2 separate regions of the Homo sapiens genome follow, and region 2 is linked to region 1. The links are chromatin loops, found by intact Hi-C in ENCODE. Cell type or tissue: psoas muscle. All regions are shown on one strand. Each heading gives the region's core, and the rest is flanking DNA. Links, peaks and the distances in the headings are about the cores only. Region 1 overlaps SEPTIN11 (septin 11). Region 2 overlaps LOC105377294 (a long non-coding RNA gene).

The links. Peaks named below come from ENCODE experiments on the same cell type or tissue, not always from the same donor. Only the 100,000 strongest peaks of a DNase experiment are listed, where the experiment ranks them.
Region 2: it touches region 1 in a loop (2.9-fold over the local background); 26 of 110 quality-filtered maps call a loop at or near these places.

Annotation. Positions count from the first base shown.
Region 1 is chr4:76,996,362-77,012,821 of GRCh38, reverse strand. SEPTIN11 (septin 11) reads right to left here. Exons shown (of 10, transcript NM_018243.4): 2 at 16,283-16,397; 3 at 7,026-7,221; 4 at 901-1,087. Among named protein-coding and RNA genes, the nearest start is that of SEPTIN11, 55 kb to the right of the region's middle. In psoas muscle, for the core only: no CTCF peak of the experiment used is centred there; no DNase peak of the experiment used is centred there; H3K4me3 peaks cover 768 bases; H3K27ac peaks cover 1,946 bases.
Region 2 is chr4:76,935,372-76,948,227 of GRCh38, reverse strand. The region is part of intron 1 of LOC105377294 (a long non-coding RNA gene); the gene reads left to right. Among named protein-coding and RNA genes, the nearest start is that of SEPTIN11, 8.0 kb to the left of the region's middle. In psoas muscle, for the core only: no CTCF peak of the experiment used is centred there; a DNase peak (open chromatin) is centred at 4,237.

The sequences.
Region 1 (16,460 bases), core at 6,350-14,349:
AGCCTGGCTTGGCTTCAGCCTCTCCAGCCCTTTAAAGGACAGTTGAGACAGAGGCCTTGGGGACAGGCTGATCTTCTGAGCATTCTCTCACTGTTTTGTCCCTCTGGAGAGACAGCATCTTTATCAGTGTTGTTTAGATAAAATCATAGTAACAACACCCAGCAGAGTCCTCTAAAGAGCTTTATCATCTGATAAGACTTTTCTGTGAATGCAAAAGGGGTTTTGAATCTAACGGTAAATACCATCCACAGCTTAGTTTTGTGGTTGTTCTTGTTGCCATTTGTTTCATCCTTATTTCAGAATGTATTGTCTTCTATTTATTTCAAAATGGAAAGTCTAATTAATATATAGTAAGGTGCAAAATTTTATCAAACTTACCAGTCTCTTCCTTCATGTGTTGTGAAAAAGAGAAGGTATAAATGTGGCAAGCTCAGGGATCACACTGAAATTAAGACTTTGCTTTACTTGAACACACATGTGCAGTTCAGTTTTAAAATTGAAGAAGCTGGACCATTATCATCACAGAGACAAAAATTTAACCTTTTATTCCATTGTAAACTTTGAATTAAAACCAAACCTCTAAACACCTTTTAGAGAAAGTTTTTTTTTTTAAGAAAGTAAACAAACCTGGAAGTTATATTTCAACCTCCCATTTAAGAATTAAAAATACTTCCTGGAAAGCAACTTGACTTTTTTTTTTTTTTTTGCTAGTTTTGTTTTGTTTTATTTTATTTTTGTCTAACAGGCAAGAGGTTTTGAAGCGTTTTTCTCATGCTGTCAAACACTGTTCCTGTAATCCAGGAAAAAAAAAATCACACTGAAAGCAGAGAACAAATTAGGGCATTAGGATAAAGAAGATCTAAAAGGAGAGTGGATGATAATCAGAATGGCAGCAAGTACCTTACTGTCCAGCTTTTTCATGGTGACCAGATCCAGGGACTTTAGTGAATGTCCAGTAGGGGCAATAAAGTAGAGGCAGGCATGGATCCTCGTGTCATGGTAGTTGAAGAGAGAACGTTTAATCTTCAATTCCTCTTGCAGGTAGGCCTCGAACTGGGCATCAATATATTCTACTATCGGCTTATAGCTAGAATGCAGAAACAGCATGTTTCTAGTCTCAAACCTCTTTCACAGGACAATCCTCCATTCAACATCACAATGGCTTCTTCTCTCCTAAGGGCTAAAGCCCAAGTCCTTACCTAGGTATCCAGGCCTTCCATCACCTGATCCCTGAACAGCGCTCCAGGCTCACCTCTCCTGTCCCAGCCACGCCCAATCATTTGTAGCAGCCCGCCCCCCACCCATGTCAAGCCCTTATTTCCTCTGTGTCTTTGCTCACGCTGGCCCCTCTGCGAGAAACCTGTCTTTTTCCTACTCTTCTCCTGGCTAACATTCATCCTCTAAAACAGAGACTGTACATACGTGGAGCTGACTGCCACTCCCCCAAGGGGTATCCGTGGAAGATATTGCTAAGAGACTGTGGCATTCTTTCCTGCTGGGCCAAAACTGGGCCTCAAAAATCCATCTCAGAAAAGTGACTGTGATAGCCTCTCCCTACTGATTGCCACTGGTGCACAAAATGAAACTGGTGTGTGGTTTCAGGATATGACACCACCACCTACTGCGAGCTATTCCCTGGTCATCTGCCCTATTCCTCCAGAGATGGGGGCTGTCTGTGCTCCCATAGCCCTGTGCATAATCCATAACTCATCTAGGAACTGAGGCGCCTAGACTATTATGATCTTCAAGATTCCTTTCAACTCAAAATCTTCATGATTTAAAGGTAAATGTCGTAACCCTCTCTTCTCACCAAATCATTCAAATCTGTTTTGGATAATTATGTGTAATCCTATTAACTGACCATAAACACAATGACTAATAGCATATTGGGGATACACATTCCATAAACCACATGTCCAGGAAGTAAGTAGTATATTAGGTCATTGTGGGAAACCCACTAATTCTTTCTGGTCTCCAAAGGGACTACTCAGAAGAAGTTCGTTTTAGCAACAAAGAGACTGTTCTATTAGGAATACGAAGAGTTAATTCTCCCCAAACTTTATTGCCTTTCCGAAGATACAAGTTTTAAGAAAAATAAAAACCTTTCAACACCCAAATCCCATACCCATAAGTTAAACTGAAACCCTTGAAAGGGAACCACAAATCTTTTATAATAAAAATGACGCAGACATCCTAAGAAAAACAAACATCCCCAAAATAAACAATAACAACAAACAAACTTATGAGCAAAACTGAAAGCAGTCATAAAAAGCTTTTTGATATTTTTCTTTGGTGATTTTATCACAATATATTGGTTCAATTAGAGTAGACAAAATCTCTAGAGGCTTTAAAAAAAAAAAAAAGGTAGGATGTACCTCAGCAATAATAAAGTTCCAAATCATGACAGGCAAAATTCCAATAAGAAGAATGAATGAGCAATAAGATTCTTCTATATTTTCTAATCTTGAAATATAGACATATATTGCATAATAATAATAATATTTAATGAGATAGTTATAGAGGATGGTGGTTAGAAACATGGATTCAAGCCTAAAACCATAATACAGCCGCACAACTTACTAGCTGCACAGCCTTAAGCAAGTCACTAAACCTCTCTGTGTCTCAATTTCCTCACAGGTAAATCAGAGACAAAAATAGTAGTTCTATCAGAGAGCTATTGTGACAAATAAATGAGCCAATACATGCAATACATGTAAAGGGCTGGCACATAAAAGTCAGATATAACTATTTCATAATTATATAATAAACAACCACCACTATAGAATCAAGCCTGACTTTTTAGAAAAACCTAAGGAAAAAAAAAGGAACTTTACATTCACCCAGTTCTCTGCTGGTTATCTGTTCTGCTATGGAGCTCATGTCCAGTAGGGAAGTAGAGCAAGCCACTCCAGTGAGGTCCACCCATGCCCTTTGCCCTTTGAGTCTGGGGCTGATCCTTCTGTCTCCTGACACTGAGGCAGATTTGGGGATTAGGGCTCTTCCCCAGCAGCCTCTTATCCCAAAGGGTAAGAGAAGCAGCTCACAGCAATTGCTCCCCTGCCTCCCCTGTGTCTGATTTTTAGCTTTTAGCACCTCCTCCTCTCAATAGTAGTCCAAATATGGTTCTGTTTTCTATTAGTTTCCCTTCTTGCCTCTGGTTTTGATTCTGATCCTCCAAAGATAATGAGAAGCATAACAACACTCATTTTGCAGTGAGGAATGCTTTCCCCACTGGATTCAAGATATCTTTTGTTCTCTAATATCTCAGGCTTCCTTCTACCTGTTCTTATTAGAGAGTCCTGGCCAATCATTCAGTCTCCCTTCTTTTCACTCTATGTATTCCCTCTAGAAAATCATACTCATTCCTGTGTTCCACTCACCATCTATCTGATGACAAGTCATAAATCTCTACCTCCAACCCAGATCTTTCCTCTGAGCTTCAGACCCATCCACAATTGGTTATCCTATATTTTCAACTGCTTCTCCAACTAAATATGTCCAAAACTGAACTATTCATCCTGCCTTCAAACCCTCACTTTCCCTGTATTCCTTAGCATGGTGGGCCACCACCCACACCACTGGCCAAGTCAGAAACCTGGGATTCAACCTGGAGCCTCCTTCTCTTATGTCATACACATAATAAATATGAAATCCCATCTACTTTACCTTCCATACCATTATTAACCAATAAAAAGAAATGTATTCCTGGACAACAATTTACCAAAACCACTATTCCCTATGTCAAAGATTTAATTATGCTGATGAAATAATTTCTTCTTGATGAGACTCAAGCCAGCCAAGTGGTTTTGTACTCCTCATCATCATCCTGTAGATGAGATGAATTATCTGCCTCTTCCTCCAAATCCTTTCCACTTCTCCATCTAAAGTGAGAAAGATAGGAAGCTTAATCCCAACTTAGCCTTTTGCTAGCCCCATTCCTACTAACACTTATTTATATTTTTTTTGCCAATTAAAACTTCCCTGAATTGTGGCCATATCAATCAGAGGAAAGACAGGAGGACAAATCCAATCTAGCCCTTACGTTTTCACATCATTTTCTTTTAAGGCATGGAGATATTCCTTGTTACACAGCACTCATTTTTTTTTCCATATACCTCCAGCCATAAAACATACACACACACAAAAATGACAGAGGCTAACCCTAAAACCGATGGAAAAAGATACTTAGACAATGTGATCCATCCATCCAACCTACCCACTGATCATTCTTGCAAAATGGCCAATGCCATCATTCAGGGACTGACTTTCCACTTCATATACGACCAAATACTTACCATGTTTTTCCCTTATCTTGCTGTCTGTTAGCCAATTTTCCTTATCCCTTGACTACCTCCACCAGAAAGTGTGATTAAAAACTTAAAATTTAAAGGCCAAACAGTCCATCTCACTACTGTTTTATAACTCTGATAAAGATTTGGTGAGGTTGAAATTCCGTCTCAGGGGATTTCAATTATCTCTGCCTTTGAGGGCTAACTATCATTACAGCTAGTGATACGCCATGGACAGCTCACCTCCCATCTCCCCAGTGTGGGGCAAACTAATTATTCTATTTCCAATTGAACAACAAAACTTGCTTTCCCTTCTTCCCCAGGCCCCTTTCTTTCTCCACTGAAGAGTACAAACAGCCAAAACAAGGAAGCCCTTAAATAACAAAGAGTGAAATGTGCTTTTAAACATAACAGGAAACCTTACCAGATCTCTCTTCCTGCCTCCTTCTAGCTAGCCTGGTCTGAGGCAGATAATAATACAGGAATGTTGACATGTCCAAAGCCTACATAAACAAACTGGGACATTCTTGAAGTCTTGCATCTATGGCAGAAAAGCTTGCCTAATCCCCAAAGTAGGTAAAAATCAACATGGGCATAGAGAAATACCACATCCCTTTCCATATGGTTATATATTGATGCAGAAATGAATATCCCACTTCCAGTTTCTTGAGGGAGGCAGAGCCTGTCCAGATAACAATTTGTGAACAAGTAATTTGGCTTTACAGTCAACAGTGTCAACAATACCTTCTGAGGCACAGGGTAACAGAGAGTTTTAAGTGCCATTTAAAGAGGTTATGCAATAGCTGTCAAGAAATTTCAGAGGAAAAAAAATATTTGGTATCTAGGTTAAGTTAATATCACACTTCCTCTCTTCTAAATCTCCTTGGAAACTATTATTTGACCCAAATGAGTCAGATAATTTCTTAAGGAGGGCTCCAGCTGCAAATATGAGGATATGCATTGTGCTAACTGTTTGCTGCTGAGTGCTGATTGGGGAGTGAAAAGCCACCAGCAGCCCGAGGGAAAGTCCCAGTTTAGGGGAGAGGCAAAAATTGAGTGGCAGCACTGTGGCAACCCCAGTGAGCTGGAAGAGCACAGGGAATCTCAGCAAGAGGCTATGTGGAGGATGGTTCTCATTCCTTGGGGGAGGGATCCTGAAAAAGTACAGTTGCTGTCTTCCAATCAAGGAATGGACAAGCAAGATTTTTCCTAACGCCAGTGAGAAAATCTATACCAGTCTGAGAGATGGAGAACAGGCCTTGCTCTGGGTATATTCTGTGAGTATGCAATGATTGAAACCCCCGGCTCTCTTCCCAGCTCCCACAATGCACTTGTGCCCCTTTCCTTATGACCAGGCCTTTCTCTTCATTTACTGCTCTTGGCATTACAAACAGCCTTCAGGCAGGGGCCTCTCCATCATTCCCTGTCATTGAGGTCATATATTAAGAGCAACTGCTCAGCTGCAGTGTCAGAGCTGAACTTGTTCCCTGCCCCAGCACAATGTACAGATAGTCCATTTTGGTATGCAAAATAAAATCTTTCTCACTCTATCTACCAATTGTTCCTGTTATCACGGGACAATGTCTACTGAAGAGCATTTAAAGTGCTTTGTAGATAAAATAAAGAGCTTGGTGCTCAGCTAAAGAATGAATTAAACATTTATCTGTCATTACTGTGGTGCTCATACTTATATCAGGCATAGATAAAATATATCTAGGCATTTCTAGATAAAAATAGTCGAGTTCCTCTTTACAAAACACATGTGTATAATATACAGTTTTGAGGAATATGGGGAAAAAATCCTGATACAAGCAAAGTGTCTGAGCTGTAAGCAAACACACCCTAACTTACTGATTTGTTGTTCATGTCTACATGTTGGTCACACTAAGCAGGTAGACACTTATGCCCATAATGTTGTAACTGCTCAAAGATGTTTCTGGAAGCCCCATTCTACAATCACCTTTGGACCTGGGGCAGTTTTATTTTAACTTTCTCAAACTTCTTTTGAGAATGAATGTACTATGTAAAATAGTCATAAGACATCTGAGGTTGAGACTGATGAACAGAATTGGTGCTCTTGAGAAGGAATGTGAACAAAATCCTGAGACTAAGACTAACATGGGTTGTATGCCACGAAATTTTAAGAATTGAAAACTTCCCTCAAATAAGGGCAAAAGATAACTCATGGTAAAGACCCAAACTTACATGGTTTATAAATGGGGTACATTATAAAAACTCAGTGTACTATTTTATCATTATATAGCAAGCCATGGTGAAGGCATTTGATTACCTGGGGCAGATTTGGTGGAGCTTCTAGAGACCTCCCCTCTAGTGTCCTGGCTTCCCAAGCAGTATGAAGTGATTGATGGCTGGGGTTTCTGCTAAAACTGTTCTGTAGGGTGGCTGGGTGTTTCTCTAGATTGCTTTTCCTGGTAGGAAAGCCCCAAACCTGGTTTCATGGCCTTTGTGGAAAGATGTTGTAAGCTAATTTAGTCCCTCTAATAAAGCCCCTTTCTGATCCTACTAGCTGGGATCAATTTTGATGTCTGATTCTGACCTCAAGGAAGAATATTCTCAGAAAAATTCTCAGAGGACAAGAATATCACACCTTTTAGGCAATAGAGGACCAAGCCCCACAACTAAAAAATCCCCAAAACATTTGGCCTTTAAATTTACCTGGGATGGATCCTGCTATCTCCTCATCCATTCATGTCCCCCCAAAATCCCAAGATGTACCTGTCATCTTTATTTATCTGGTCTCCAAATCCCACGGTGTCAACAATGGTTAACTTCAGCCGTACATTGCTTTCCTGAAGCTCATAACTTCTGGCTTTTAACCGAACACCTGGTTCATTGTGAGTAGCTGGGTCACTTTCAAATTTGGTGTTGAACAAAGTGTCCATTAACGTGGATTTGCCAATGCCTGTCTCACCTACATAACCACAAAAGAAAAATCAGAGAATGTGTCAATGTCTCTCAGACATCAGTTCAATTCATCAGTATTTTTTATTAGTCATGATTATAAAGTTTAAAAAAGAAAAACTGTCACCAGAAATGTCACTGTGAAGAGATAATTCTTTCTATGTGTAATCTATGGAATACCTTCCTAAAAATGCCTCAATGAATTTCAGAAACTATTTAGCAGAGAGATTTCAAATTTACAGATCAAGAGATTCTTCTTTACCTCTGAATAGAAAAATTGTACTTGTAAGATTGCCTGTGCTCAGTTTGTATATTACAAGAACAAGAACATGAACTTTGTCTCTTTCTCTCCTAAATGTTAGAGTATAAATCTATATTACTTAAGGGATAAAAGACTATACTGTTGAATTTCTGTTACTTGAAACAAGTGATTCCATTTACACTGAATTACCTAAAAGATCAGTTAATTCAACATCAATATGATACCATGTCGTAGAAAAGAATTACATTATTCAAAATAACACTCTTGATGACAATAATCACTAACATCACTGAGTGCTCACTTTGTGCCAACCCCGGTGGCAAGAGCTTCTAGTGCATTATCTCTTTTATGTATGTATGTATATATGTATTTATTTATTCAATTTTGAGACAGAGTCTCGCTCTGTCCCCCAGGCTGGAGTACAGTGGCGCGATCTCGGCTCACTGCAACCTTCATCTCCTGGATTCAAGTGATCCTCCCAGATCAGCCTCCTGAGAAGCTAGGATTACAGGCACATGTCACCACACCTGGCTAATTTTTGTATTTTTAGTAGAGACGGGGTTTCACCATGTTGGCTGAGCTGGTCTTGAACTCCTGACCTCAAATAGTCCACCTGCCTCAGCCTCCTAAAGTGCTGGGATTACAGGCATGAGCCACCACGCCCGGCTACATTATCTCATTTAAACCCTAGTACTACTCCCATGAAATAGGTACTACTGTTTCCTCCATGTTCAAGATGGAACACTAGGCTTAGATAAGATTTATGAGTAACTTGCCTGAAGTCATTGCTAAGTGGTGGAACCAGGGTTCTAACTCAAGTCTGTATGGTTCCAACACCTGCACTCAACCAAGACAGCAGCCTGATTTTACTATTACACAGAAAACTGACTGCCTAACATTTTCCAGTTATGGTTATATTAATCTCTCCATATTGTTTTTATTTTTCTTTATCCAGCTGGAGTCAAGAAGCCAAACATTTGTGGCTTCTTAGATAGTTTTCCCAGCTTCAGTGTGAAGTTTGTGACAATGAAAGTAAATGATGTCAAATGACCTTATTTACACTGATAATTCAACTCAGTAAGTGTTTACTGAGATCTCCCATGTGCAAAGCAGAGTAGCAGGTATCTGTAACCACTGTACCAATCACATGATGACACCCAAATGTGGGGCTATGAAGAACTGCAGCCCAACCCTCAAAATAACACCAAGCAAATTCTCTCTTAATTCTAATTCTTATTGTTGAGTCAAAGACAGTTGGCAATGAGAAAAAAACAGCCTTATGTTCGTGGTGGTGGTGGCTGAGCATATGATGATGGAGAGAAGCAGGTAGAAATCTAGAAACATTAGCCCTAGGGATACCTTTTTTCTTTCTTAATCTGGAAAATTTTTCAATTAGATTTCCAGCTCAATTTAAACTTGCCAATATAGAACAGCCCTTTCAACTACTTCTAATCCCAATATGTTCCTAGGAGCATCCCCTCTTCTAAGGACTGCTATAATGACTTTAAGGATGGTAGTGTTCTATGGAAAAAAGAAAAGCTCTGGGCAACCCTCCCACTATAATGACAAAATCTACTTACTAGTTATAAATTCTGTATTGTATACTCATTGCTTTCTAACATAATACAAAAGTGAAGGAGGATGAAGTCTTTCTGGATTTGAGCTTTCTCTGATTAGAAAAGCCTTATATGGCTTGCCTGTAACTATGATGATTCACTTATAGGATAAAAGTTGGTCAAGTATATTCATCTTACTCTTTAACCTTTCCTGTGTGTCCCTGAACATCTAAGATCACAGAATTTCCTCTTTAGTCAACCATCATTCAGCCAGTATTTTTCCAGTGCCTACTATATACAAGTTCTGTGCCAAGTTCTGAGAATTCAAGAAACTAGCCTGATAGGGTGTTCTCCCACATCTTAGAATCTGGTCTAGAACATGACTGAATAATACCAGTCAGACTCTAATTTATAATTATGGGAACACCATTCTAAGTGTTTGTCATAACCGCTTTCCTCTTATAAGCAAGACCATCCTTTACATCCATGGCCCTGCTAGTTGGCCACAGACAACCAGACCATGGCTAGGTCCCTGACCTCAAGGCAACAACAGAAGCCCAATCATTTCACTATGAGCTGGGGCTCCACATTGGAGAGTGGTCTATCTAATCACAGTTTTTCTCTTTGGGTATTTGAATGAGATACATGCAATCCCCACACAGCGTGATGGCATGAAAAAGAAACAATATACAAAGAGAGGTAAGTAAGCAGAAACCATGAGGCAGCAAAGGCTGTGTAAGTAAACAGAAGCCATGCTGCAGACAGAATGTAGGCTGGGAATACAGGAAAGAGCAGATAGATGGGGTAGAGCATCGGAAATCCATCATGAAATTAATGCTTGGGCGCTCACTGTGTGACAAGCATAGGTGCAGGGATGAAGTAATGAATAAAAACAGACACTGACACTGTTTGCACGTTTGTAACATCCTGAATGTCATTCCAGATCTCTATGGGGTCTGGCTGTGCAGCAGTTGAGACGGTTTCCTGTCTTCCTTACTTTCCTGAATAGTCTTACAAAAAAAAAAACCCTCCATAAAAGCAATATAAAACCAGTCTCTGCTCCCTAACCTGAAAGAGTTTAACAAGTTCACACTCACCATTCATGGCTTAACAAATTAACTTTGAGCAAAACAAAGTTACTGTGTAGTGGATACAGAAATAAAACAGAGTTCTCACTGCTAGTCAATACCGAAGGTACTTGAGTCATTTTAAGTACATGCTACAAGTGTAACATTCTCAAGCAGAGCCAACTTCTTTTCAGGATTTACCTATTTTTAGAACACAAAAGGCACAGAAGCAGATCTGCCCTATAAAAGTTTCTCCTTCATGGGAAAGGCTCTGTCAGTAGAAAGTGACCTACTTAACTTTCATCTTCTTCCCTAAGAATAGCAATAAAGACTTCAATTACATGGCAAGCATTCCAGGTTACCTGGACAAGACTGAAATTATCATCTTATTTTACTAGGTTGAAAATTGCTTAAGCACCCATGTGAATCAGGAACACCATACTTTTTAAAGGCATGGTAATTTTAATTATCATTTACATTAAGGTGGAAATTACAAACAATTAGCATACCAGGCCCTACTTACAGCACAGGGTTAATCAATGGGTTGAAAAAAACCACTGTTCCTCTAAACTTTGGTGTGCTTTGCTTTCCATTTCTATGGTCTGTGCTTTTAAGAGCTGTAATTAGACACGGCAACTCCAGCAGCAGTGTGATTCACCAAAAGCAGTTCAGCAGGAAATGACAGCTTTTGGAATAAAAGGAACTCTAGAAGAACTAGGGAAGTTTTTCAATGCATTAGCTTTTTTTCTTTAACAGACAGGGTCTCACTGTGTTCCCCATGCTAGTCTCAGACTCCTGGGCTCAAGCAATTCTCCTGCCTTGGCCTCCTGAAGCACTGGGATTAGTTTTTGAGGCTTCTCTCTAATCTTTGTAAGCGGAATCTCATCTATATTTTTGAGGACCCATAAGACAAAAATTTCTTTCTAACTGAATAACTAAAAGCCTACTAGGCATAGGTTCCAATTCAAACCAAACAACCATAACAATATTTTCAGAAAAGTCAATGACTAAAGTATTTCAAAACTCCCTAGCAGAATGCCTGGCACAAAGGAGACATTTATTAAAAGTTAATTGCAGGCCAGGCACGGTGGCTCACGCCTGTAATCTCAACACTCTGGGAGGCTGAGGCAGGCGGATCACCTGAGGTCAGGAGTTCGAGACCATCCTGGCCAACATGGTGAAACCCCGTCTCTACTAAAAATACAAAAATTAGCCAGGTGTGGTGGTGGGCACCTGTAATCCCAGCTACTTGGAAGGCTGAGGCAGAAGAATCCGTTGAACCTGGGAGGCGGAGGTTGCAGTCAGTGGAGATTGAACCACTGCACTCCAGCCTGGGCGACAGAGTGAGAGACTCCATCTTTAAAAAAAAAAAAAAGTTAATTGAAAACAAAAATGATCATGGTGATGATTTATACAGAGATATGCCACTGTGATAGATTTTTTTCAGAGTTTGTTGTTTATTTTATCATAAATTCATCTGCCTAAACACTCTATTGCTACAGTAATTAGAGACCTTATTAAAGTGCTATCTGGGACTTCTGTTTTTCCTATTCCTGCCAATGCTAGTAAACATGATGCCCACATCACAGGGGAAAGCAGTCCTACCTTTTCCATTCTATCCTCAGGCTTATTTAACCTACGAGCTCTAAGGTGAACAAGGCGGGGGAAAAACAGAGGGATTGTATTATTAATTAGAAGGTAACGGTAGATTGAACAAATTGTTGATCTGTGATTCAGCATCTTTCACTCTAATTGCCAAGACTGGCTACTTGAGTAAGTAACTGTGCATGGGGATCTGCCTGCCTTCCCTAATTATTCTAGATTTTACTCTTGGATGGAATCAGAGAGTCAGAAAGCTACATACCTAAGTTGCGTTGTTCTTGTTCCTCATAGAATCACCTTTGATGAAACATACTCCGGCATAAGATGAGCCAGCGTGTGGCACCTGGCATTTCATTAAACAATTGCACTGACTTAGAGGATGCCCAGGAACCCAGACCACTACATACACCAAATCTCTTTTCTGAAAATCCATGGAGAAATTTTTCCAGGTAAAGCTGTGTTTCATCTGGAGCAATCATTTTGTTTTTACTTTATAGATACTATAAATCTGTCGTATGTTAAACTTTTTGCTTGTGTTTAGCATATAACACATGCTCACTAAATATCTGCTAATGAATGAGTGAATTAATAAATTTTCTCCATGCTCTGACCACTAAGCTGAGAGAAAAATGTAATACTTCATCAATTAATTGCTATAGGCAGGCCTGATGGCACACTTTGAGTACTGACTCTATCCCTGGCTTCACCTTTATTTTCTGGGGTTAATTTTATCTTCATTCGTTTTACCCTATAAGCCATTTACATCCTTTCCTGGAAAAACAAGACGGGATAAAAATGTTTAAGATTTGATTATAAATTTCCACAATTTATGTTGACACTATAGCCTTGGCTAAGATGGCCTTACACTTACCTGTTTTCAATTCCTGTTCTCTCATCCCCTCAAAACAATTAAGGTTGAATTGTGGACAAATTTTCTATTTCAAAATGTATTACTAATTTACTTTGACTCTACTATCAAACTGGTTCTTCTTCAAAAGCAGAGATGTTACAGTATCTTATTTTCACCTTTGTATGTTTACAAGACAGCTGGATCAATGTGGATGAGGTTTTTTCGTAGAGTTAGTATCATTTTGGAAAATGGATGAGAAAGACATACAAATTTAAAATTATGAAAAAAGGCTAAATGCTAATTTAGATCTAATTTAGATTCTCTGGAGAATTACAGCATGGGTAAAATATGAAAGGCTTTATTTAAACTAAAATGTGGCTTCAGGAGTGATTTAGGTGTGTTGTAGCAAAACAGAGAGAAGGGGAATGATGAACTCCTGGGTGTTCTGTTATCTCATTTAACATCAGAATTCTCTTCCCAGTGAAATGAAAACTATTCTTCCTCTATTACATGCCTTCCCAGGACCAACAGAGATGGGTTCTAGCAGCATACATTTAATTCATTATCTCTGAAACTAGACTTAGTTCATGCCAGGACCATTTTCTGCCCTGTTTTATTTCCTCTGCTTTCTTTCAACCTACAGGTTCACGCCACAAAACAAAATTACAATTCTGAGACATTTTTGGTAAAAATTTTCCTTACCGGGATCATAATTTTATTTTTTTTATCCTTAATTCCCTCCCATATTTACCACAAAAATGTAAATTCACGCTATAAATATCACACATGTGCATACTGTGCAAAAAAATACAAATGGGCAGTAAGAGGAAGGGAGTAAGTAAGGAGGAAAAGTTACCATGGATGCTGTTAAGTTAAATATAACACCTCCTCCTCTACGAGGCCGTCCAAATATTTTGATCTACTTTTTATAGACTCTTATTTTAAAAATAGATGGACCATTGATTGACAGTAAGTTTTTTCTTATAAAGATATTATGCTATAAAATATGTATGGCAACGGGATTTGATATTCAACTCTCTGAGGATGATATTTAATGCTGACACTCCTATCTCCCAAAGAGCTCACGCTGGCCCCAAACAAGGGGCTCCAAAGGGTTATGGAAAACGACCTGGAGAGTTAGATATGCTGACAACGAAGGATATCCAGGATTCCTTGTGGAGCGAAAAAAGGAAAATGCACAGGATGAACAACATGATCTCATTTGTGTAAAAGCAAAACAAGAAAGCACCTATGTAACTGTGAGAAAGCTGTTTTTATCTGTCCAGTGTGTCTCTCTCCCAAGCCCTATCTCCTTTCTGATCCTGTCTTCTTGCCTATGGGGAACCTTGTATGTTTTGGAGTGAACTGACTCCATCTTCCCCCCAGGCTGAGCATGTAACTAAGTCCTGGCCAATCAGTGAAATCCTGACTGTTTGGTGAGACGTGTCAGGAATGCCTTGTTCCTTCCCCTGAGGTTGCTCGGCTGGTGATGCTGACAGAGCCAGACTGCTGTCATGAGGAAAATGCCTGAATGTGAAGCAAGCAGAAGCAGGATCAAGAACCACAGACAGAGGCCTGATGGGGCTCGTTGAACCCCTGCAGCCAGCTGCTCTTAATTACCCAATTCATGGTATTAGCTTTTCAGTGTGTGTTGGAGGGTGGGGGAGAGTCTTAACTGGGTTTAAGCTGTATTTCTGCAATTCTCTGTGGAAAATTTCCTGACACAAGAATACTAAAAGAGCGATGCAACGTGACTGGCTTTGAGAATGGATGGAAGGAGCCAAGAGCCAAGGAATGCAGGCAGCTTCCAGAAGCTGGAAAAGGCGCGCACTCTCCCTAAAGGTTCCAGGAAGGAATGCAGCCCTGCGGACCCATACTGGACTCCTACCTACAGAACTGTAAGCCACCAAAAGCAATTTCCTAATACAGAAAGATGTCAAAAGTTTCTAGAAGGATCCCACAGTGTTATCTCTGTGAAATGGAAATGGGGGTGGGAGATGAAAGGGAAGTGTTTTATAACATTTTAAACAACAAATATATATTATGTTCATTAGTTTGAAAAACTAATTTTAAACATGTTTAAGAATAGAACCTGACAAATATCTAAGAATCACAGGTATTGTAACCCACCCAGGAGACTCCAAATAGGGCTGCTTTACACATCTAACAGGGCAGCATCAATTTGGTCTCTGAGGAATTCAGCATCTGAATTGTCTTATTTAACACAAGGAGTCAGCCCCTCAGCCAGCACACCCCACTGCACACCACATACCCAGTTAAACCAGGATCCCACCAGAAGGCTTTCCCCTACCGTCCCCTGCAGGAGCCAGGACAGAACTCTCAGACATGTTCTTAGAGCTGATTTTGGAGACAGGGCTGGGGAGGCACTGAAGAGAAGCCAGAATAGTAATTGGCCTGCGATTACAATTTAGCATACTTTTCAATAGAAACCCAACAAATTGCCAACAAATTGCTATGCTAATGAAGAATTGCCCTGCTCTGCAATGAGCATTTATCATGAGAGAAAGGACAACCCATTCACGCCACTCTGTAGAACTAGCTGCCATTCGGGAGGTCTCCTGCTGAATTTTAAAAGGCTTCACGTAGGGAAAAGGGGAAAGCATGAGATGAGAGTTGGCTGTGTTCTCTCCAGTCTTTCTCTTATCCAGTGCTTAAGATACAATGCCAGGGAGCAAGTTGGTGTAGCGTGCCTGCCAATTGTGGCTTTCTACTAATGAATGCCCAGCACAGAGGCTACATGCAGTAGAGTCATCAAGAAGTTCAAGAAGTTTTTAAAAAAGAAAAATATCTGCACTCCCCCCAACTTCCATAACTGACAAATAAGCAAATGGTGGTTCTCACATTGAACACACACCTTTTCTAAATTCTCTTTGCTTTACTTGGACAAGAAAAGTAAGTCTGACACATTCTGCCAAGCTTAGGGAAAAGACAGTCCACTTGGCTACATACAGAATTCTTTGATCTGTCTCAAAGTGATGTCTCAGAGGGAAATGCCCAGAGGACAATGCCAACAGATCAACACAGCCCAAACCACTTCACTGCTGTTTCACCTGCCATTCATCAGGCGTGATGGGGAGAGAGAGGAACAGCCATCTGTTCCACACACACTTCTCCTTCAAACTAACAGGAAATTTATATTTTGATTTTCTTTATCCCCCTTCCTTTCCACCTTCCTCTTCTTAGTCCAAAAAGGATATGGCATACAAAAAATTAGCTGGGCATGGTGGCTACTGTAATCCCAGCTACTCAGGAGGCTGAGGCAGGAGAATTGCTTGAACCTGGGAGGCAGAGGTTGCAGTGAGCCAAGATCGCCCCACTGCACTCCAGCCTGGGCAACAGGGCAAGACTCCTCAAAAAAAAAAAAAAAAAGATATGGCTAGAGGGGTGAAGAAAAATACCAAGGCAGAGGCCTAGTCCAAAGTAAAATGTTTAAGGGATCTTAACAATATTGTAATGATCAGTTGCTTAACTGTGTGACAGAAATACTAATAGTAATTTGAGTAACATGACAAAACATACAACGCATTTACCTAAATACAGCTCTCAATCTTTATAACTTGTGACATGTATAAGGCAGATATTTTGCCTTGTTTTACTGATGAAAGAAAGAGAATAAACATGTCATTCTTATTTCACTGAAGCATGTCTCTCCGACAGTTACCTGTCAATATCTAAGGATCAAATTTCTTGCTGTGGGGTGATGAATAACTTACCAACACAAAGGATGTTGAAACAGAATCCTTGAGAAGTAGACTTGTTGACCAGCTGGTCAGGGAGGCTGTCAAATCCCACATGGCCAGACAAAGACAAGTTTCGAAGCTCTTCATTCTGCAATTTCAGGGGAGAAAGATTTGAGTGTCCATGAACCATGCCACCTGGATATCACATATC
Region 2 (12,856 bases), core at 343-8,342, 59 kb after region 1:
TCTGAATTCCACTGTCAGGACAGCTGTGGAACCGCCAGAGAAAAGTCTGGCCATGAAAGAAAGGTGAGGGGCGCCGACGCAGAGCTTATTTATTCAGTCTGTGGGCGGACTCAGACGTGCAGAGCACCAACCTCTTCAATTTCTGCCCTCTAGACTCCAAATCTTTTGAAATTAGGGACCACCATTTTATGCCAAACATACAGTAGGCGCTCAATAAGTGTTGAATTAAGATTACACATAAATGGGCCGGGCGCGGTGGCTCACGCCTGTAATCCCAGCACCTTGGGAGGCTGAGGTGGGCCAACATGGTGAAACCTTGGCTCTAAAAAAATGCAAAAATTAGCCAGGCATGGTGGCGCTTGCCTGTAGTCCCAGCTACTATAGAGGCTGAGGTGGGAGAGTCGCTTGAACTCTGGAGGCGGAGGTTGCAGTGAGCCGAGATCGCGCCACTACACTCCAGTCTGGGTGACGCAGTGAGACCCTGTCTCAAAAAATATATAATAATAAGATTACACACAGATGGGTGCTGTGCAAAGGGAGGGGGAAGACAAATACTTTCTTCTGCAGCTCTGGTACATGGACATTTTGTCCTTTCTCCATAAGGAGGATCAGACAGCAGCAGCACTGCCCATGGACCAGAGGCCTCATGTAAGGCCTGGGAAAAGAGGGCTCCACACACCACCAACCGGATGTAAGGGCAGTTGCAAAGGAACTGTGTTATCTTGACCAGAACAGACTGTAGAATTTGTTTATCAAATTTTTTTTTTTTACTTATTTATTTTGTGAATGTATATGCTGTAAACTCATCTGCTTAGATTGTAAGAATGTGAATGCCCTACCTTGGTGGGTAGGTTAGTTTATTCTAATCAGCAAAACTTAACGTTACATATTCCAACATCTCATTTGGGATGTGAAGATGCTATGGGGAGGGTGGGTATCCTGGCATTGCTAGAATGTTGGAGCCTTAGCGAGAGAGTGGCAGAGTGGGGAGAACCTGGCACTTCAGCTACAGATGATCACTTATGAGCTTTGTTATATCAAATAAGTTAAACTTTCATCTCATTTTTTTTTTTTCTATTGTAAAATAGGGTAGTAACAGTGAGTCCTGGGGGAGGACGTGTTCTGTTAGCCAGATCCACTCTCCAACCTGCTGTCTGTCCTTTGGAGCCTTAACTCAAGAGACTTTCTTTCCCTCTAGCTTCCAGTTGAGTGAAGGCACTAGGAAGCAACAGCGATGGAACAAAGAGGAAGGAGTATGGTTATTTATTCCCCCCTGGCTCCCTTACTATGGCACCATTGCAGGCTGGTTGCCTCCCTCAACCAAAGGAAGCAGCCAGTATCCCTCCCTAGGGTGACCCAGAGTAAACCCCTATGGTTTCCCTTCATTTTGCACATACCTTTGCAGATAGTCTTTTTATAAAACTCTACTCACATTATCCAGTAGGAATGAACATCTCATTCCTTCACAGAATTGTTTTGAGAGTTAACTGAGAAAATACTGTATTATTATTATTAGAATGACCTATAATTTCTGTCCAAACTGAGAAACTTTTGAGGCTGGGAAAAGGGGGTTTGTGCTGATAGTAATGATGTCAGGACAATAGGAAAAACAAGGACTTATGGCCACCCCAGCTATTATTGCCAGTAAACTCTGCTTTAGACATATTAAGCAATCAAGAAGTGGTCGTACTATCACGCTTCTGTCACTAGACTATGAATGTCTCAAGGTAAGAGTGCTTTTTTGTCTATTAGCTTCTGTCACATGGTCTGGTATATTCAATAAATTTTGAGTTGGAGATGAGGGTAAAGACTAGGAAATGAATAATTTTTATTGCCATACTAAGGTAATGAAGAGTCAAGGAGGTCTTTAAGCAAAGAAAATTTGCATTTTAGAAAACAGCTATAGTGAATATTTGGCATTGTTAGTAATTTAGGGTCTATTCCCTTTTTAATTGAACCCCAATTTATTTGGAGAGCTTTTCCAATGAATGTTTCAACTTGGTAAAAAGTAAATGCCTCTTAAAAAAGAGGTTCTGGGCCAGGCGTACTGGTTCATGCCTTGTAATCCCAGCACTTTGGGAGGCCAAGGCGGGCAGATCACCTGAGGTCAAGAGTTCGAGACCAGCCTGGCCAACATGGCGAAACCCCACCTCTACTAAAAATACAAAAATTAGTGGGATGTGCTGGTGCATGCCTGTAATCCCAACTACTCGGGAGGCTGAGGCAGGAGAATAGCTTGAACTCACAAGGTGGAGGTTGCAGTGAGCCGAGATCGCACCAGTACACTTCAGCCTGGCTGACACAGCCAGACTCCATCTCAAAACAAAACCAAAAAAAGAGGTTCCTCGCTGGCTGTGGTAGCATGGTGTAGTCCCAGCTACTCAAGAGGCTGAGGCAGGAAGATCACTTAAAGCCAGGAGTTTAAGGCTGTAGTGCGTTATGATTGAGCCTGTGAACAGCCACCGTACTCCAACCTGGGCAACATAGCAAGATCTCACGTCCAAAAAAATTAATTTAATTTATTTTCAATAAGAGGCTCCTGAAGAGACGTTCCATCACACCCTTCCTTTCATCACCACAGTACATACATTCTTAAGAAAGTATGTGATCTAAGCTTGGCCAATTAGATGCTGTTACATTTGAATTTTGAATCAAGAGACACAAAGACAATACAAATTGTTACAGTTTATGCAGGCCATAAATTATTTTTTACTTTTTGGCAAATTGTTACAGTTTATGGGGTCTACAATTTATTTTTTTATTTTCTGGCTTAAGTTATCTAGGATTTGTTTCTGTGGTTTACAGTCAAAGAACCCAAAGACCAGATCACTCTTGACTACCATAAAAATGATTAATTATAAAGGGATACAAGAAAAACAGGAGGCTGGGCACAGTGTCTCATGGCTGTAATCCCAGCACTTTGGGAGGCCAAGGTGGGTGGATCACTTGAGGTCAGAAGTTCGAGACCAGCCTGGCCAACATGGTGAAACCCCATCTCTACTAAAAATACAAAAGTTAGCCGGGCGTGATGGTGGGCGCCTGTAATCCCAGCTACTTGGGAGGCTGAAGCTTGAGAATCACTTGAACCGGGGAGGCAGAGGTTACAGTGAGCCGAGATCGCACCGCTGCACTCCAGCCTGGGCAATAGAGCAAGACTGAGTCACAGAACAACAACAACAACAACAAACAAAAGCACACACACAAAACAGGTGATAAGTTAGCTATTGCCACTTTAATTTTGGATGGTTTAACTGACTGTCCTGAACTGACTGATCCTGAACTCCTTCTGCAACACAATATGTAAAAATGTTCATTAAAACATTGTAAAATGCATCTACATTTGAGAGGAAAAAGTAAAACTCTCTATTCACAGATAACACAAATATACAGAAAATCCTAAGGAATCCACTAAAAAATCATTAGAAGTAATAAATGAACTCAGCAAGTTTACAAGATACAGGATCCACTGAGATTCTGATAAACATGGAAGGCAAAAACATTGAAACCGTCATTTATAAACTCACATAGGCTCCAGTGATTATCTCTTCTTTTCTTTGTTAAAAAAATGCATTTAAAAATCATTCTAGAAAATTGTTAGGCAATGTTAAATTTACCAATAACTCTGACTCTTCTTTGCCCCTACCACTTTTTATTATCTTTGAAAATCAAGACAATATTTGCCCTTCTTCAATCTTTTATCATTTCTTATTTTTCTCTGGCTTCTGGAAAGTGAGTAATTACCTTTACGATCACTTATGAAATCTCTTGCATGGATAATTCATTTAGGCCTAGAAACTCATTTAAAGCAATCGATTGCTTGCTTACCATGCTGGATTTTAGTAGCCTTTAAATCATGTTTATTCTACCTTTTTTCATTAAAACATTAGTCTCTTTGGGAGAGGAGACAAATAAATTAAAACTTGAGTTTTACCTTTTCTTTGTCATCTGATAGCATTATGTCATCAGCACGAAGCAGTAGCTTCCATCCTTTCTTGTTCACCCTCTTGTGGCAAGTATTACTTGAAAAACAAAAAAATAAATTTAAAAAAAGTCTTTGTATTCTTTTTAAAGGCAAAAATTATCTAAGCCTGCAGGGACATTTCCATTCTTATAGGCTATGGTACTCTTTAAAGCACGCTGTTTAAAAAATCTGATTGCAATAAGTATGTCCTGTGAAGTGACATGCTCCTTAGAGTAAGATGACTTGGCTTGCTGGCCACTCTGTTTGGCAGCCAGCCCTGGAGCTGGGTCAGTTTCCCCTGGCTCTGGCATCACTCCTTCTCAGATAATTCCTTTCTCCCTGTGGCCAGTCATTGTGGTGACAGTTATTATTCTTTTTCATGAGCCTAGAAAATTTATGTGGTGGATGTCCCTCTGAATACTAGATACTGCCACTGAATTAGAAGAGAATCATATGCACTTGTATATTCTGACAGCCATGTCACTTACACCTTCTCACCTTTTGTCTCGTCCTATTTGCTATCTACCATTCTACCACTGTCCATTTCTACCAGCTGAATAACTCTCTGATGCAGGGGTTACTCTGCACCCTCATCTCCCTTACTGTAGACTTGTTCCTTTTGAATGAGATAAAATTTCCTTGACTTATAATATTTCAGTCATAATTTCCTTGCTACCTCATGTACCGATACCTATTGGATTATGTTCATTTTGTTAATTTTCCCAAGTTCAATTTGCTTTACCACTAATTCTCTCTTTCCAGGCTGAGATTTCAAAAGTCATCAGCATTATATTTCACCTTACTTCTGTCTGTTTTATTGAGTCCCATCTGAATCAGCAGAAGTGGCTGTAGGTTGGCTGGTATCATGAATTTTGGCAGATTATGCTTCATGAGTCATCATTCCACACTTTAGGAAGATAACGAACTAGCCGTTGCAAGACTGCCTTCCTACTCATCAGCAGAGAAAACATGGACTTGGAAGCCAGGACACTTGCGTTCGTGTTCCTACACTGTCAAACATCATGAGCTATGCAAAATTTTTAAGTTGATGTATTTGGATATAGGCGAAGCTGCTGTAATGGGAATATCCCAAGAGTCATTGGTTAAAGAAAAATAGATGGTTTTTTGTTTGTTTGTTTTTGAGACAGTCTTGCTCTGTCACCCAGGCTGGAGTGCAGTGGTGCGATCTCAGCTCATTGTAAACTCCACCTCCTGGGTTCAAGTGATTCTCCTGCCCCGGTCTCCCAAATAGCTGGGACTACAGGTGCAAGCCACCATGCACGGCTAATTTTTGTGTATTTCTAGTAGAGATGAGATTTCACCATGTTGGCCAGACTGGTCTCAAACTCCTGACCTCAGGTGATCTACCTGCCTCGGCCTCCCAAAATGCTGGGATTACAGATGTGGGCCACCGCACCCAGCCTAGATGTTTATTTCCGATTGTTACCTTATCTACTCTGATCAAAACAGTCTCACCAGCACCATATCCACATTCTAGCCCATGGAAAGGGTAAAGAAAAGAAAGTGGAAGATATTAGTTTCCATTTAAGGAAGTGACATGGAAATAATATAAGTCACCTGTGTTCACATTCCACTGGCAAAAATTCAGTCACAGGAATGTACTTAGCTGCAGAGGAGGCTAGGATATGCCCTCCAAAAACTCAGGGGGGATGTCCTACTTGTAAAAGGAAGAAATGAAAAATGGACACTGAGAGGAAATCAGCAGTCTCAGAGGTAATATACTTACACAGTTTTTTAAAAAACATAAAATGATGCAGAATGAAGTTTCCACTCTATTCACCATCTATCCAGTCCTCATGCCTCCCAACAAGAGGTAAATACTTTATTATTGTGTCATGTATCTTTCCAGAGTTTTTCTAAGCAATTTGCAACAGATATAAATATGTATCCTTATTTCCTACCTTACCCCATATTGTACATGAAAGAAAAAATATACTATGTATAACATTCTGTATCTTTTTTTCACTTAATATATTTTGCAGTTCCTTTTATATAGATACATAGTTACCTTCTTCATTCATTTATACAGCTGCCTACTGTTTCTAAGGCTATATCACTGATAAAGTCTCATGGATACACTCAAGGTTTTTTCAGTCTTTTATCATGATAAACCATGCCGCAATAATAACCTTGTACTAGTCATTTTTAACATGTGAAAGTATATCTGCAAGATACATTTCCAGAAATGGGATTAGCCAATCATATGATATTAAGCCAACCTTTTGATCTCTTTGAGCTGCATTTGTTAACTAATAAATTAAGCTCATATTTACCTCATAGGATCATTATTATAATGAAATAACCATATAAACAATTATTGTACAACAATATCAAAAACAAAATAGAGATAAGTTTATCAAAATATGTGTAAGATCTGTACTCTAAAAACCTATAAAACTGTGTTGAGAGAAATTAAAGGAAGCCTAAAGTAATGGAGAAATATACCATGATCATGGATTGAAAGACTCAATATTGTTAATATGTAATTCTCCCTAAATTGATCTACAGATTCAATATAATCCCAATTGAAATCCAAGCAAGCTTTTTTTAAAAATAGAAATTAACAATCTGATTGTAAAATGTATGTGAAAACACAAAAGACCTATGCTAGCTAGCCAAAACAATTTTGAAAAAGAACAAAGTTGGATAACTTACACTGTGCAATTTCAATACTTAACTAAAAAGCTACAATAATCAAGACATGGAATCGGCCAACATACAATCATATAGTCCAGTGGGAGAGCATATGGAAAGTCTACATATAGACACATATGGTCAATTGATTGTTGGCACAAGTGCCAAGATAATTCTATGGGAAAGGACAATCTTTTCAACTAATCATACTGGGACTATTGGATATCCATATAGAAGAAAAGAACCTCAAACCTTATTTCACCTATACACAAGATTGAATCCAATGGATCATAAACCTAAGTGTAAACAGTAAAGCTTTGTTTAGAAGAAAACAAAGAAAAACTCTTCATGACTGTGGGTTAGGCAACAGTTTTGTAGAGGAGACACAGAAAGCACTAACCAACTGGATATTATCAAACTTCAAATTTTTGCTCCTCAAAATACACCACTAAGAAACTAAAAAGGTAAGCCACAGACTGGGGAAAAATACCTACACTATTTGCAAAAAATAATAATGACAAAATATGTGAACATACACATAATAAAAGAAGATACATGTTTGGCCAAATGCATGTGAAATGGTGGTCAACATCATTAGTCATCAGAGAAATGCAAATTAAAGTACAATTGTATGCCTCCTAGTAGAATGGTGAAAATTAGAAAGACTGATGATTCCAGTTGTTCGGGAAGATGTGGAGTACTGGAACTCTGATGCCTTGTTGCTGTCTTTGTTTAGTGTTGGTATAACAGAATACCTGAGGCTGGATATTTTACTTTAAAAAAGAGGTTTATTGGGCTTATGATTGTGGTGACTAGAAGAGTCAAGATTGGGCAGCTGCATCTGATGAAGGCCTCATGTTGCTTCAACTCATGACAGAAAGCAGAAAGAGAGAGTGTGTGTAAAGATCACATTGTGAGAGAGGATGCAAGAGAGAGAAGCCAAGGAAGCCAAACTCATTTTTAACAACTTGCTATCATGGGAACTAATTCATTCTCTCAGAGCAAGAACTACTCACCTCTGTAGGAGGGCATTCATCTATTCTTGAGGGATCCATCTCCCTCACCCAAACACCTTCCACTAGCCTACCTCCCAACACCACCACACTGGGGATAAAATTTCAATATGCATTCCAGTAGGGACAGACCACATCCAAACCATTGCAGTTGGTGAAAATGCAAAATGTACAAGCACTTTGGAAAACAGATTGGCAGTTTCTTATGTAGTTAAACATATATTTACCATATGACTCTACATTTACACTAAAAAATAGTTACACGACAGAAATAATGAGTCCACAAAAAAGCATTCATAGCAGCTTTATGCATAGCAGCCAAAAAATGAAACAGCCCAAGAGTTCAACAACAGGTTAACTGACAAACAAATTGTGGTACCTATATTTACATAATAGAACCCTGCTTTGGTATAAAATAAACCATGGATACATGCAAAATGTAGATAAATCTCAAATACATTATTCTGAGTGAAAGACGTCAGACCCCAAAATTACAAATGGTATGATTCAACATATATGAAATTCTAAAAACACAAAACTGTAGTTACAGAAAGCAAAACAATGGTGGCTTGGGGTATCAGATGAGGAGGATGGACTTGAAAAGAGCACAGGATGGACTTTTGGAGTGATAAAAATCTGTATCATGGTTATAGTGATGATTAGATGAGTGAATGAATTTGTCAAAATTCATTTGTCTGTACACTTAAAATGGGTATGGTTGTATACAGGTTAAACATCAATAAAAAAATCTTAAATTGCTGTACTAATATTGTTTTTGTGATATCAAAACCTGTAAGAGTGGACCTCTTTCTCTACAAGTTATCACATGCCATCAAACTTTTGCTTAGATTTGTTGAATGCTTTTCTGTCTCAGGCACCATGCAAAGTATTTTGTATGCATCTCTCATTTAATCATCACAGCAATCCTCTGGCATTTCTCCATTTCTTGATGAGGATACTAAAGCACAGAGACAATAAGAATATTATCCACTTTGGGAGGTCAAGGCAGGAGGATGGCTTGAGGCCAGGTGTTTGAGACCAGCCTGGGCAACATAGCAAGGACCCATCTCTACAAAAAACAAAACAAAACAAAATCATCCACGTTATCCAATGTCTAATTACACTGTGAAATTAATAAGTGGTAGAGCTAGGATTCAAGCCCAAGTTTGTTACCCTACACCACCCACATCTCTCAACAAGCTATGTTGCCTCCTCAGCACTCATATCTTTCTTAATATAGCTCTTGGAGTTTCACTCACAAAGGCTAAGAGAATCACCTCCATTGTGAAAACACTACAAATCATAAGGTCTAGCATTTGAAGGAGAATCATTAGTTGTGAAGAGACAGCCAACCAAGGAGACCCAACTTGGTTCTTTTTTTCTTTTTTTTTCTTTTTTTTTTTTGTGAGACGGAGTCTCACTCTGTTGCCCACTCAGCTCACTGCCAGCTCCACCTCCCGGGTTCATGCCATTCTCGTGCCTCAGCCTCCCGAGTAGCTGAGACTATAGGCGCCTGCCACCACGCCCGGCTAATTTTTTGTATTTTTAGTAGAGACAGGGTTTCACTGTGTTAGCCAGGATGGTCTCAATCTCCTGACCTCATGATCCGCCCGCCTCGGCCTCCCAAAGTGCTGAGTTTACAGGTGTGAGCCACTGCGCCCGGCCCCAACTTGGTTCTTACTGAATATATGTTTAGCACAATCTAGTACATAGGAGGCACTATTATTGTTGTTATTATATTATTTTACATACCCCTTGGGATTCTCTTCTGTCTGCTGCCACTACTATATTGGCACTCAGGATCTGCTGATCCCCTTTAATACCCTGGCCCCAGTCCACACAAAGACTCTTCCTTGTTTTCCCCTTAGCAAAACTGAAATTGCTGGAACTTAAAAAAGCTTAATGCTAGTGGAGTACAAAAGGCAAACAAGAAAATACATAATTAGGATAAAAGCCACCTGGCTTACAAAATATATGTTTCTGAACTTAGCATTTATTCATTAAACATTTACCAATAGTGTATACTATGAAAAAAAAAACAATGTGTAAGACAACATGTATGCTGCACTACCACTTCTGTAAAAAGGGAAGAGAATGCATCTAAATGAACATGCATCTTCAGAAGGATGCACTAGAGATTGAGAATAGTGTTTGCTTTTGTGAAAGAGCACGTGCAGCAGGTGTGGGTCAAGGTGATGAACATTGTGAGTGACTCAACCACATCCATTCTACACAAATGCATTTGGAAAATGGACTTTTTAGCCAGGGATGGCTCTGATTGTTACAGGTATGATTCCTTTCCCCTGACAGTGATTTGTTAAAGAAGAGATATGTGACCCAATTCTGTCCAGTGAATGAGAGGAGAGCAGAGGAGAGGTTTGCTGGAAGGTTCTAGAATTTGCTTTCTTACTCTAAGGACAAATTCACAGAAAGTCAGTTGGACACAAATAAGGAAGGATGAAGCCCAACTGTTTCCATTTGACAACTGTGAAATAAATTAGCCTTAGGCTGAAGCCCAGGCAGTAGAGAGCAGAGTAGAAAAACAGAAAGAATCTGTGTCCTTGATAATACGGTGAAGCTGCTAAATCAACTAACTGAACCCCATCTCGCATCTCTGGTAAGAGAGTGAATACATTTCCCTACCAGTCAGGTATGAGGTTTCTATTGCTTGCGGCTGAAAACAATTAGTGCAGATGGAGACTTACTTATCTTCTTTTATGTTTCTGTATCTTCCTTTTTTGAATTACGTGCATGTATATCTATTTTTAAAATTTTTAAGAGTTTATGTGGGCCGGGCGCGGTGGCTCATGCCTGTAATCCCAGCACTTTGGGAGGCCGAGGCAGGCGGATCACCTGAGGTCAGGAGATCGAGACCATCCTGGCCAACATGGTGAAACCCCGTCTCTACTAAAATACAAAAAATTAGCTGGGCATGGTGGTGCGCACCTGTAGTCCCAGCTACTCAGGAGGTTGAGGCAGGGGAATCGCTTGAACCCAGGAGGCGGAGGTTGCACTAAGCCGAGATCACGCCACTGCACTCCCACCTGGCTACGGAGCAAGACTCCATCTCAAAAAAAAAAAAAAAAAAGTTTACTTGTTCCAGGCATTGGGAAAACTCACTTTAATCTGTAGGGGTTTTTCTCAAGATGGGCTTTCTTAAGAAACTTGCTTCTTCCTCATCAGTGATCTCAACCACCCAAACTCCTCCAGGAAGATGTAGATTTACTCTTTAGAATGAATATGGGTTGAACTATATGAAATTGACATTTTTTTGTACCAAATATTGGTAATTTCACAGTATAAATCAGTGTTCAGGTAGAAGAAATTCACATGTTACAACCATGGGCATCAGTCCTCCCTGCCAATGCTCTTGGTCATCGAACTTTTCACTTGGTCTTTCCCCAGTTGCTGTTTATTTTAATCCTTTTACCCCTAGATCACAGAGAATTGATGGAGAAAGAAAAGAACCCTGCAGCTCAGATCACTATACGTTCATGCTGTCTAACCCTGTTTTTGTTTTCTCTATTACTTGTCATTTCCTCTAGCAGCTATATCATGCTTCCTGCTTACAGAGAAAACCAAATCTTCCCACCAGGGCTATCCTTATGCACCCTCATATACAAATTGCACCTCTGTCTATAACTCTCGGCATCCCTTCTCTTTCCCAAAGATGCTGTCCCAGACCCTGCACTCTCAATTGTCTGATGTTGGAGCAGCAGATAAAGCAAATAAATAACACTAATACATCATAATCTAGAGTATTAGTTAGCTATTGCTGCATAACAAATTATCCCCCAAAATGTAGTGGCTTAAAACAATCACCAGTGATTATCTCAGTTTCTGTGGGTCAGGAAATCAGAAGTGGCTTACCAAGTGGTTCTGGCTCAGGTTTTGTGGCATGGCAGTCATGATGCTGGCTAGGGCTGCAGTCATCTGAAGGTGTGGAAGGGGCTAAAGATCTGCCTCCAAGATGGCTCACTCACATGCATGGCAAGTTGACACTGGATGTTGGTGAGAGGACCCAGTTCTTCGCCATGTAGTTTTCACCATAAGGCTAAGTGAGTGTCCTTATGACATGGCAGCTGACATTCCCAAAACCAGTGATCCAAGACAGAGCAAAGAGCAAGGTGGAAACCACAAGGTCTCTCATGACCTCACCCTAGAAAATTATACTGTATAATTCCTACAATATCCTATTTGTTGTCATATTAGCTCTATTCAATGCAGGAGATGACTACGGGAAGTGTGAATACCAGAAGGCAAGATCACTAGAAACTATCATGGAGGCCGAACACCACAGGTAGTTATTATTATCTCCAGTATACAGATGAGAAAACCAATTCTCACTGGGTCTATAACATATGTCAAAGTCACACATCAACAAAACAGTGGTAGAGGCTGATCTGCCTCTTAAACCCATACACTTGCTACTGTCATCCTGCCTCTGGTGTGGTGGTGTACTATCCTGGAATGACTTTGAATTGTTATGTCACTGTTAAACTATTGTTTAATTTTTTTGCCTAACCATATTTTATAATTTTTCCTTTTTCTTACAAAGCTGTGCATATGGTAGACATTCAGTAAACAGTTATTTCTACCCAATAAGTCAACTTAGAAAAACGGAAGGGTTGGCACCCTTATAAAGGTTTGACATGGCTACTGTTGTCCAATGATATTCTAGTTTCAGTAGGAGCAAATTAATGATAATAATAATTAAGGGAGATAGAAGGATAACTGGACATGAATCATATTGGCCCTAGCAGAAGGGTTGGGGAGAAAAAAAGAGGCCAAGTTCAATTCTTTTTAGGGTTAACCCCACATTGGATCCCAAACTGGATCTGATCACCTTTCTCTCTGATTCTTCTTATCATCATCTTCCTCAATCAGATGAAGTTTCCTAATAGAAAGGGGTTGAATTTTAATGTATTATCAATTCATTCTCTGGTCCTATGCAATAACAGGGTTCATATTGGTATCTGGATTTAAATATTATTTATTTCAATTTGTTGATGTTTAGGTAAATTTTATATATATATACATATATATGTAGGTATACTGTTTATTTATAAAAATCTTAGAATCTTTAATAAGCCAACCTCTCAGAGAAAAGCACATTAATATACTGATGTATTTTCTTCTAAAACACTGAATATTTTTATATAATTAAAAGATGATGCTAAAAATAGCACTTTATCCTTTTTTACAATGTAACATTTTTACATTTTAC